Regions from separate parts of the Homo sapiens genome. Here region 1 is linked to region 2. A link is a loop called in an ENCODE intact Hi-C map of the cell type or tissue named here. Cell type or tissue: left ventricle myocardium inferior. All regions are shown on one strand. Links, peaks and the distances in the headings refer to the core of each region. The heading gives the core; the rest is flanking DNA. Region 1 overlaps ADD3 (adducin 3). Region 2 overlaps ADD3 (adducin 3).

Region 1 (5,382 bases), core at 159-5,158, 89 kb after region 2:
GACCACCACTGCCACTCCATCCCCTCCCTTCACTCCTGCCATATTCTAATGTATTTCCTAGGGAGGCCAGTCCTTGGCACTGCTACAAATAAGTCTTTGCTGTAGCTGTTAAATGCCTTATAGTGGCAAGATATTGTGAACCACTATTATAAACTATCTCCCATCATGCTATAGAAAAAGAATCATTTTCACGGACAGTAATTTCTGGCCAAAATCCTTTCCATCTTCTCCACTTAATGAAATCTTAACTCCTCCTTCAAGGTCCACCCTTGTTCTTCTTTCCCATGAGGGCTTTTCTGACCACTCCAACTCTTTTTTTTTTTTTTTTTTTTTTTTTGAGACAAAGTCTCACTTGTCACCCAGGCTAGAGTGCAATGGCGTGATCTCAGCTCACTGCAACCTCCGCCTCCCAGGTTCAAGCGATTCCCCTACCTCAGCCTCCCAAGTAGCTGGGATTACAGGCGCCTGCCACCATACCTGGCTAATTTTTATATTTTTAGTAGAGATGGGGTTTCATCATGTTGACCATGCTGGTCTCGAACTCCTGACCTCTGGCAATCCACCCACCTCAGCCTCCCAAAGTGCTGGGATTACAGGCGTTGAGCCACTGCACCCAGCCCACTCCATCTCTTTTCTTGACCAGTTGACCTGTGGCATTTGTTTTCTGTATCTGTCATCTGGCATTCATCACACACACTGGCAAGTAACATATTTTGCATTGTTGTTTTAGTTATTGCTGACCATTCCTATGTTTGACTGGGAAAGTCTGAGTCTCAAGGAGTGATGTATCTCATAGCTTATGGGGATTTTCTGGAAGACACATATTAAAGTATAATTCCTTACAGATAAAGGAGAAGGACCAGAAGCCCTAAGGGTGACTGGGTTAAGAATACACAGCAAAACCATCATTTAACTGCAATTTTAGAAGCTTTTGGTTATACCAAAACAATGATCCCCAACCTTTTTAAACAAGATACCTTTTATGCTCAAAATGTGTTAACAAACAAGACCATTACTCATAATAGTAGTCAGGTATTAAATATCTCTTAATTTAAAAAATACATGGATTCAATGAAGTTTTAGTACATACACGTAAGGTATGGTACTTATTCAGTATACAGAACGTACTTGGTATGCACAAAAACTTGGTTTCCCCTAGGACCTCAGGATGGCACATGGTTTAATTTTATTGTACTGTGGACATGATTATTGCCATATTGAAAAGTACTACCACATAAAAATATTTAGAAGGAAGCAAACTAAATATGTATATATTATACATACAAAAAACAAATCCCCACTCCCCTACAAAAAATAAACCCAGCCAAAACCTCTTCAGTAACTCTTCCCATGAAGGGTATATTTTAAGCACACGCCCCAGGGTGAAACAATTCACTTCATGTTTCAGTAAACTTTTCTTGTGGTTTTAAATATAGCAGAAGGAACAAAAGTTAACATAGACAAAATCAAATAGAAAACATTTGGAAGTTCATCTCATGTATACGTCCTGATTCTAGTGAATTCTCAATCGTATTTACCCATGTTACCACTTCCTTAAAAACAACAACAGAAACCAAGAACCCCAGCATCAGTATTTTCCAGCCAAGGCAGAAATATCATTCTAATCTTGGTTCAACTCTTCTGTGCAGTCACCAACAAAAATAAACATAAATAAATCAGCAGTATATAGCATAGTGCTTAAGGGTATTAGCCCTGACCTCAAATCTTGGCTCTGCCCTTTGTTAACGGTACGATCTTGGGCAAGTTACTTCACTAAACTTTGGATAATTTATGTGAAGTGCTTAAAATGATCCTTGGCAGGTTTTAAAGGCTAACAAAAATGATTACTAATTAAGTAATTACATATAATATATATAAATATGTAACAATCAAGTGTATTTTTATAGCAACAATTTCAAAGCTTCCTTTCAATTCATATTTTCAAAGTTCCTTCTTGTCTGGCTTTGACAAGCCTATTCCAGATACCTTAAACCTCCACTGACCTGTAACTAGTTCTACTACCTCCAGTTCTACCCATGGCTGCTACCACAGTAAGTTTTTGGAAAATAGGGAAAGAAAAAACAAACAAAAACCAGGAAACCACTACCATACACCAAAACAACAACAAAATCTACTTTGAAACAGTGAATTCACTCAAGTAGGAATCATTGCCTTACAAAATGAGACAAAAAGGGCAGGAGAAAAAAACAATCGAAGTATTCAAGTATTCTTAAAACCCTTACCTCCAGTTAGGCAAATGATTTGTTTGCTGATTCTAAGCCCAAGCAGATTTTAACATCATTATTGTCTGCAGGAGCCATCAATAACCAACCAGACCTGCTATTGAAAGACTGCTCTCATTAAAATAATTTTCTTTACCACTTAATTTAATTTCACCACTACTCGGCTGTTTTTAACATAAGGCTCAACAACTTCTTCAGGTTTCTCTTTTCCCATGCATTCCAACAAGTACTGAATTAGTTCTTCATCATGTGTTTAGGCCTCCTGCTGGGAAGCATAATTAAAATTAAGCAGGCAACAATTCCACTTGGTACTAAGATCCTGTCAAATCCTCCAAATGAAGCTGGGCCTGGTTTCTCCAGGAACTGGCTGAGTTCTGTAAGGAAAACAGGAGCTGCTCAACTTGATGCTGGCCATTCAGTAGATGGCACTCTTCCCTTTGAGCCCAAATTAAACAGCCCCAAGAAGTATGTCCTGTTACATTCAGGTGTGACACAAAGCAGGGGTTCTCTCTTCAAAGCACTTAACTGACAGTCACAATCCCTCCTGAAATGCTGACTGGTCAAGGCAGACACTCTAAAAGAGCACAGGGACGTTTAGATTATAAGACATCAAACAATATAAAATCATCTAACTTAAGTGATTACCAATTAATCAGCTTCTCAGAGGTTATTACTATCTCAAGCAAATACACTGTTCTTATTGAGGCATAAAATGTTCCTTCCCTATTACATTCTGCTATAACAGTGACAGCCTTTCTGTGGCTAGTGACCGGACCCTTGTCTATCGCATGTTTTACTAAGGTATTTAGCTATGGCAAAGTGCTTAGAGAAATAAGATTTTATCATTATCAACATTCACTATGACAGATGAAGTAAAAATGTATTACTTTCAGCATTTTTAACTGAAAATAAATTTGATGTCCACTTAAAAAAAAAATCAAACATTCTGCCAGGCGCAGTGGCTCACACCTGTAATCCCAGAACTTTGGGAGGCCGAGGCGGACGGATCACGAGGTCAGGAGATCGAGACCATCCGGGCTAACATGGTAAAACCCTGTCTCCACTAAAATATAAAAAATTAGCCGAGCATGGTGGTGGGTGCTTGTAGTTCCAGCTGCTTGGGAGGCTGAGGCAGGAGAATGGCATGAACCCAGGAGGCGGAGCTTGCAGTGAGCCGAGATCAGGCCACTGCACTCCAGCCTGGGCGACAGAGCGAGACTCCATCTCAAAAAAAAAAAAAAAATCAAACATTCTAATATGAAAATTAGTGCAGCTCTAGTTTTTCAAAAAACAAGTATTTTTAAAGCAATGAATTTCTAATTCATTGATAATGTGTACTTTAATAAATAATAGCTCCCAATTATTAAATGTTGAGTAAGGTTTGTCACACTTCTATTTTGAAAATCTTTATTCGAAATTTAACAAGCAGACAGTTGTGGAGAAAGAAAAAAATTCCTTTTAGTGCAATCTCCAATTTAAAGCTAAAATGTTAAGCAATCAGATAGAATTCACCTTAAAAATTCTACCTTCCCATCCTGGCCAACATGGTGAAACCCCATCTCTACTAAAAATACAAAAAATTAGCCAGGCGTGGTGGCCCATGCCTGTAAACCCAGCTACTCGGGAAGCTGAGGCAGCAGAATCACTTGAACCAGGGAGTCGGAGGTTGCATTGAGCCGAGATCACGCCACTGCACTCCAGCCTGGCAACAGTGCGAGACTCCGTCTCAAAAAAAAAATTCTACCTTCCCTTAGGAAAGTGAACTCAACTCTGACAATAAAAACTGTAAAAGAAGGCTGGACGCGGTGGCTCACACCTGTAATCCCAGCACTTTGGGAGGCCGAGGCGGGTGGATCACCTGAGGTTGGGAGTTCGAGACCAGCCTGACCAACATGGAGAAACCCCATCTCTACTAAAAATACAAAATTAGCCGGGCGTGGTGGCGTATGCCTGTAATCCCAGATACTCAGGAAGGCTGAGGCAGGAGAATCCCTTGAGCCCAGGAGGTAGATGTTGCGGTGAGCTGAGAATTGCGCCATTGCACTCCAGCCTGGGCAACAAGAGTAAAAAACTCTGTCTCAAAAAAAATAAAAATAAAAAAACTGTAAAAGAAAGGCAAGGTAAGAGGTACACTGTTTTCACCTTTAAAAAGTTGGCTGTGGAAATAAGGAATACGAACAATGCATCAACTTCATTGCAAATCCCTTTCTACCTCCCATTTGTGCAGCTCAGGCAATGAAGCATTCCACTCATCCAAGGCACTTATGCCCAATCACAACTCCATTTGAGCTCTGACCATTGCCATTTTCCAACCACCTCCTTAGATATTAAAAGGCTGACCTTCTAGAATTTTTTTGTCATGTATTAAGACAAATGAGAACAGAAGTCACGATGCAGCTAACAGTTGCTCACTCTAACTTCCTAGGGCGTAAAAGTGGAGTGTTCTTAGAAGTCCCTGGGGAGGCCTTGACTTCCAAATTTACTTCCTTAGATATACCAAGTAAGCCTAACTATCTTCTTCAGGAGGATGAGTAAACCCAACTTTCTGCTCTAGCATTTAGTCATTCTAGCAAATCAAAAGATGATAGGATGAGAATATTGAATGGAAAAGGAAAACAGAAATGCTGTCCTTGCTCAGGATGAGCTGAGCCATTGTGGAAGAACTGCACAGAAACACTGCTAATGGTGACAAAGACATACACCGAGTTCCCATGACACTAAAAACTCAGCACTTCTCCAACCTGATTGCTTTTACATTGTTTGAGTTCCACCTCCTCTAGTAGGTAACCAACAAACCACCACAGAGGCAGAGTTAAACAGGCTGAGTCACTCACATCAGCACTCTCCTCTTTCATTCCATCTGAAAAGGTGAGCACTTCCTTTGGTGAGGGAGGGGAAAGTAAGAAATCACAAGAATAAATTTAAAGAGGTATGGAAGCTTAAAAAAATAATTTCGTGTATATTACTTGGAGTTAGGTTATCCTGCTTAATCCACTGCTTGCCTTAACGTATCTGTGATCACTGTTATTTTATTGTTTCACTAATATAGTATACTTCTTGAGACACTGGTTTTAAAGACATTATGTTACTGTCCTTAAATTTCTCAGAAGTGTTTTTACCTCCTAGCTGGTTGAGGGAA
Region 2 (5,382 bases), core at 276-5,275:
AGTGGTAGTTGTTAAATTTTGTGAAGATGAATAAACCAGAATGCCATCAGGGTAACAGATTCAAGACCTTAAAAAACCAAAATACAGTCTAAGGAATTAAAATCTTCAAGTGTTGCCACAAAAGCATAATGTACTTCAAATTAGCAATAAATATATAATTTCCAAAAAACAGTTGCCGACTACGTGCTGCGTGCTGTACTGCATGCTCTTATGTTATTTTATTTAATTGTCACAACCGTGTGAGGTATTTTCCCCATTTTACCAACAAGGAAACTGAAGCTCAAGTTAAACGAGCTTCGTAATGTCACATAGCTAGTAAGTGGTAGGCAAAGTAAAATGTGAACCCAGATCCAAAACAAACACTTTTATAAAAAATTGTGTAAACAAAATGGGCAATGATGAGAAAATGTACTGACTCCTAACTTAGGTCAAAATGGCTTGGTACTGCAAAATTTCCATAGTCTGCTGCTATGTAATTTTTTTTGCTTTATCTGCCATTACTACCTCATGCTTTAGCCTATGAGGTTCTTGCAGCATTCTCTGATCACAACTTGCACTTCTCTAGCCCTGCTCGATCTACTTCATCCAATGGAAGTATTGACTTCCACTGTTCTTCTTCCTAATGAATTCTTTCCTTTATTCAACACATTACAAATGCTACCTTCTCCTTGAAGTCACCTAATCATCCAAGTTAGGAGGGATCTCTGTATTTCTTCTCTTCTACACTTCACTGTGAACTTTCCCTATACTATACTTAGGGTACCTAGTGTATGACTGTGATTGTTTAACTATTTTCCTGCTCTACTATACCATATTATCTGAGGACTGAAACTGTGTCTTTCACATTTCTAGATTCTCCCTGAGTGTGTAGTTCAGTGCTCAATTAATACTAAGTTAAGAGTTTCTTTTCATTTTCCTAGATATAAAGAAAGTGAAGAATCTGATCTCAATCTTGACCCAGTTAACGTAGCAAATATCCATTTCATAGGTTATTAGCTAGAAAACAGTCTTATCAGTCTATTACTTGAATGAGAAATCCCTGCTGTCTAATTAGGCCTACCCATAATCTACTAGGTAAGATTTATTTTCTTTAAATAAGAAATTCATCCTCATTGAATGTTATAAACTTTTAAAAAGCCATTTAATTCTTCAACTCAAACAAAATCCTACTTGAAAACTTAATTTGCCCCCAGAACATTATAGTTTGAACAGCTCTTCAAACATAGGTCCAAAAAGTATGGTAAAAAAATCACTAGGTGAAAAGCAAAATGTTTAAGTTAGAGACAGGGTGCCTTAAAAGCCTTATCTGAATCTCACACCCTTTTATTTTATATATCTATCAATGTCGAGGGAGTGAGGCTATAAACTTTGAATTCATAAAGTATGGACATAAATGGACTTCTAAAAATGTCAAATATTCAGAGATGTGAGATTCATGTAGGCTAAGAATATACTTTAAGTACTCACATATTCCGGAATACTATAAACCAAAAGTAGAATTCACTTGAGGCATCACATTTTAAAACTCTGTATCCAAGGTCAGAACTTTCAGGAGAAAGTGGCAGGAGATAAAATACTTAAGTCACAGAAAAGAGAACCAATTTGATTTTTTAAAAAAACCTGACCTGATAAAATTATTTCAATTAATGCTTAAAAAAAAAAAACTCCATGTTGGCTCATTTATCAGTAATGTCTAACTTACACTCAGATAATAACACTGATAAATATAGGAGACATCAGAGATGAATTTTAAATATCCACATCTGGATGTTTTACCTCAAAATTACTAGAGAGGAAAATTGGGGCAAAAAGTTAAAAAAAAAAAAAAGATTACAGACTTGCTGCTCCCAAGGCACCCTATAATTATGTTATTAGAGCTCTCCTAAAGCAGGATTAGGAGCATAACAAACTTACTTAGAATTTCTCCATTAAGAAATGTACTCATTTGGAAATAGAATACCACTGGCCCTGTTGAAAGGAGAAAAAACAAATAAACCATATTTTCTTCTGGATGGTCTTTCTTCTGTATCTAAGTCTTGATTAACATGAAGCTAAAGGTTAGAATATTTTTCTTGAAGCTGTGTACAACAGAAATGTAAATAAAGTTAAGAATACCTGCATCTTAAACTTCTCAACTGACCACAGATCATGGTGATTTTGACCAATTTGAATTAAGGAACCCTGTTAACACTCAGGCCTTACTTCCAGTGATATCCTAAAATGTATATGCCTTTGACGTTTCTCCTCGCATCAAAATAAGCTTACAGCAGTATGCATTGCCCTGTTATTAAAAACTGTTAGTATGTCATGTGCCCAGGCTACCACCACATACACTCCTGTTATTTTTCAGAATAACACTGCACATTTGTGTCAACCAGTCTAAACTGCTTCCCATGGTGGTAAGGCTTAGGAAGCCCAGCAACTGTTTTGTTAAGCAGTCAAGTTCAGTAGGAGCCTGTTGGACAATATTCAAATGTTTAATGTTTCAAAGCCCACCTAGCTATTCTCTATCCATCCATGCATTCAGAATTTAGTAACCATCTCTTGTATTCAATGTGCTATTGCTTAGTTTTTCAATTTATATGCTTCTTTAACTTTGAAAAGGAATCACTTAATTCCAATAGTTTGTCCTGAACACTTCGTTTTGAGAAAAGGGGGTAAATTAGAACTTAGGGTCTCCACAAAGAGAACTTGTGGATTTTCTCTACTGCAACAAAATCTCAAGCCAAATTAATTTACCAAGTGGTATTTGATTTCTAAGATAAATATTTTATTTTAAAAAATTAAATATAAAAAGGCTGTGAAATTCCTAGAAATAAGTAATACCTGAGGGCCAGAATAACAAAAATTATTTGTTATTTTCTCAGCTCAAAGCAATAAGGGGTGATTTTTGTCATCCAAATTTACATTTACACCAAAATGTCTTGTGATTATAAACTCTTCCAGGTTGCGTTGAATTAACTTAAGCAGCAGGCTTTGAAGATGAATAAGATGATATAAAAACATATAGGCAGAATTTTTTCATTGTCACTGAATGCTGTAAGTGGTACAGCCTAGTGATTACAGGTGTGAGCTTTGCAGTTTAAATTCTGACCACATCATTTAACTAAGCTGTAAAACTTCAGCAAGTTATTTAATGTCTCTAAGTTTCAGTTTATGCATCTATAACTTAGGCATCTTAATACTTCTTTAACTGAATTGCTTTGAGGATTAAAGATGCATAATAGGTGCTTGGCATATAGTAAGTGCTTAATAAAAAAGTATTATACTTTGCTTTTATTAATTTCTCTCCTGATTTCCCTTCTACCCAAATTAGCTGAGAATTTTAAATAGAAGGTGTATAAATTTGTCACTTACAAACATGAATTAGTAAAATCTGACTTTAATCTTTATTGGTTATGGATTTTGTTTAACAGAGTGAATCCCAATATTTACAGGAGACTGACAAAATTTTTTAAAGAATTATATCAGCAGAAACACTGTAAGCTTGGGCTGAAAGGAACAAAGACAGTACAAAAGGAAAAGGGGCCTTTGCACCCCTAAAACTTCTGTAAGAAGAAAGCAGACTAAGAAAAACACAAAGTGGCAAACACAGGCTACCTTTCAAGAAAAAGGAAGGATGACTTAGACAGTGGAACCAAGAACCTAGTGGGCAGAGCCAAGCACCAGGGAGGTTCAGTCCTGGTAAATAGTAGGACTGAGTCCTAATCAAAACACTTCCAAACATTTGTCCAGATGGATTTCACAATTGCTTTGGACCAGTGACTCCTTTGAATTTCTCAATTTTCTCCTTTTTGAAGAGGGATGTCTGTAGCAGTTATCTTATGCCCTCTCCTGCCACTGGGGAGCAGATAACATGAATCTTTATTTCACAGGTTAATAGATTGACAGGACCTGTACTTAAGGTTCTACACCCTGAGGACAATCATCTGCAGCTGGACTACATTTAGATGATGAGATTCTGGATTCAAGCTAATGTTGGAATGGGATAAGACTTTTTAGGAGGTGCTAGGAGAAGAAGAGTGTATTTTGCATGTGGAAGGAAGAAAAATAAATTGTGGCAGAAGGACAGACTGCGGTTCCTTTAAAATAAATTGTGACCTGCCAGGCATGGTGGCACATACCTGTAGTCCCAGGTACTCAAGAGGCTGAGGCAAGAGGATCGCTTGAGCACAGGATTTTGTGTGCTATGATTGTGCCTGTTAACAGCCACTGCACACTAGCCTGGGCAACACAGTAAGACCCTGTCTCTAAATAAATAAATAGTAACCAGAGAGTGGACAATTCTCTCCTCAAAAGATGGAGCTTAATTTCTCTCCCCTGGAGCATGGGGAGAATTGAAAGACTCACTTCTAACTAATAAATATGGCAGAAGTGACAGTGTGTGATGTCTGAGATTAGTTCAAAAGCAGCCTTCAGGCTACTCTCTCTTGGATCCTTGCTCTGGGGAAGAACACTCAAGCAGCTTTAGAAAAAGTCCACGTGGCAAGGAATTGTGGTCTTTTGCCAACAGCCATGTGAGTGATCCATCTTAAGAGTGGATCCTCCAGCCCCAGTAAAGTGTTCAAATGACAGCAGCCCTGGCTAACATATTGACTGCAACTTCATCAGGGAACTTGAGCCAGAAAAACTCAGCTAACCTGCTCCTAAACTTCTGACCCACAGAAATGGTGAGATAATGAATGCTTGTTTTAAGCTGCTAAGTTCTGGAATAATTTGTTATTCAGCAGTAGATAACTAATACAAGCCACCAAGTATCATTTCCCTTGGTGAAGTTTCTGTTGCATTAAAAGAAACTTAAAAACCACTGTCCTAAAATATGGCAGGAAGACAAAATGTATACACTTTCTTAAGTCTTTCACAAAGAAGATTTTAAATTCATTAGCCAAGATCTAGGAAAAAAAAATATCAACTTTTAATTCTTTTAAATCTCAGCCTTCTTTGTTCCTCTCTGGGCAGAAAGTGATCATTCTCGTTAAGTGAATAGGGAAATGATACACTATGCGTTTGCCCTTTCACATTATTTCACTAAGTTCCCCAAGGCATAAGTAAAATTTTTACTTTTAAGCCAATTTACAAATAGAAATACTAAATACAAAAAAATTAATCTACTTAACATTATGCAACTTTAGTTTAATGGGCAAACTATAAGACAAAAACCCTGGCATAAAAATGGAGTTTAGTAATTTTTTTCATTTAGACTCTACAGTTAGAATTCAACGGTCCTCTTTGAGATACTTCCTAAAGAAATCTCAATATTTAACAACCTTAACCAAAATTGAAACTTCACTTCATTCTTTCAGTTACTAATATGCTGTTACTACAATCATTTGGTTGATAAGTTCTTTTAAAATTTTTTTTGAGACAGGGTCTTGCCCTGTC

Evidence for each region. Hi-C counts contacts between places; a loop is a spot of excess contacts. Peaks named below come from ENCODE experiments on the same cell type or tissue, not always from the same donor. Only the 100,000 strongest peaks of a DNase experiment are listed, where the experiment ranks them.
Region 1: a loop joins it to region 2, with 1.9 times the contacts of the local background. A loop is called at or near these places in 15 of 110 quality-filtered maps.

Annotation. Positions count from the first base shown.
Region 1 is chr10:110,013,482-110,018,863 of GRCh38, reverse strand. All of the region lies in intron 1 of ADD3 (adducin 3), which reads right to left. Among named protein-coding and RNA genes, the nearest start is that of ADD3-AS1, 7.8 kb to the right of the region's middle. RefSeq lists enhancers at 3,680-4,485, 4,906-4,965. In left ventricle myocardium inferior, for the core only: a CTCF peak has its summit at 2,654 (motif pointing right); no DNase peak of the experiment used is centred there; H3K27ac peaks cover 3,680 bases.
Region 2 is chr10:110,102,586-110,107,967 of GRCh38, reverse strand. All of the region lies in intron 2 of ADD3 (adducin 3), which reads right to left. Among named protein-coding and RNA genes, the nearest start is that of ADD3-AS1, 97 kb to the right of the region's middle. In left ventricle myocardium inferior, for the core only: no CTCF peak of the experiment used is centred there; no DNase peak of the experiment used is centred there.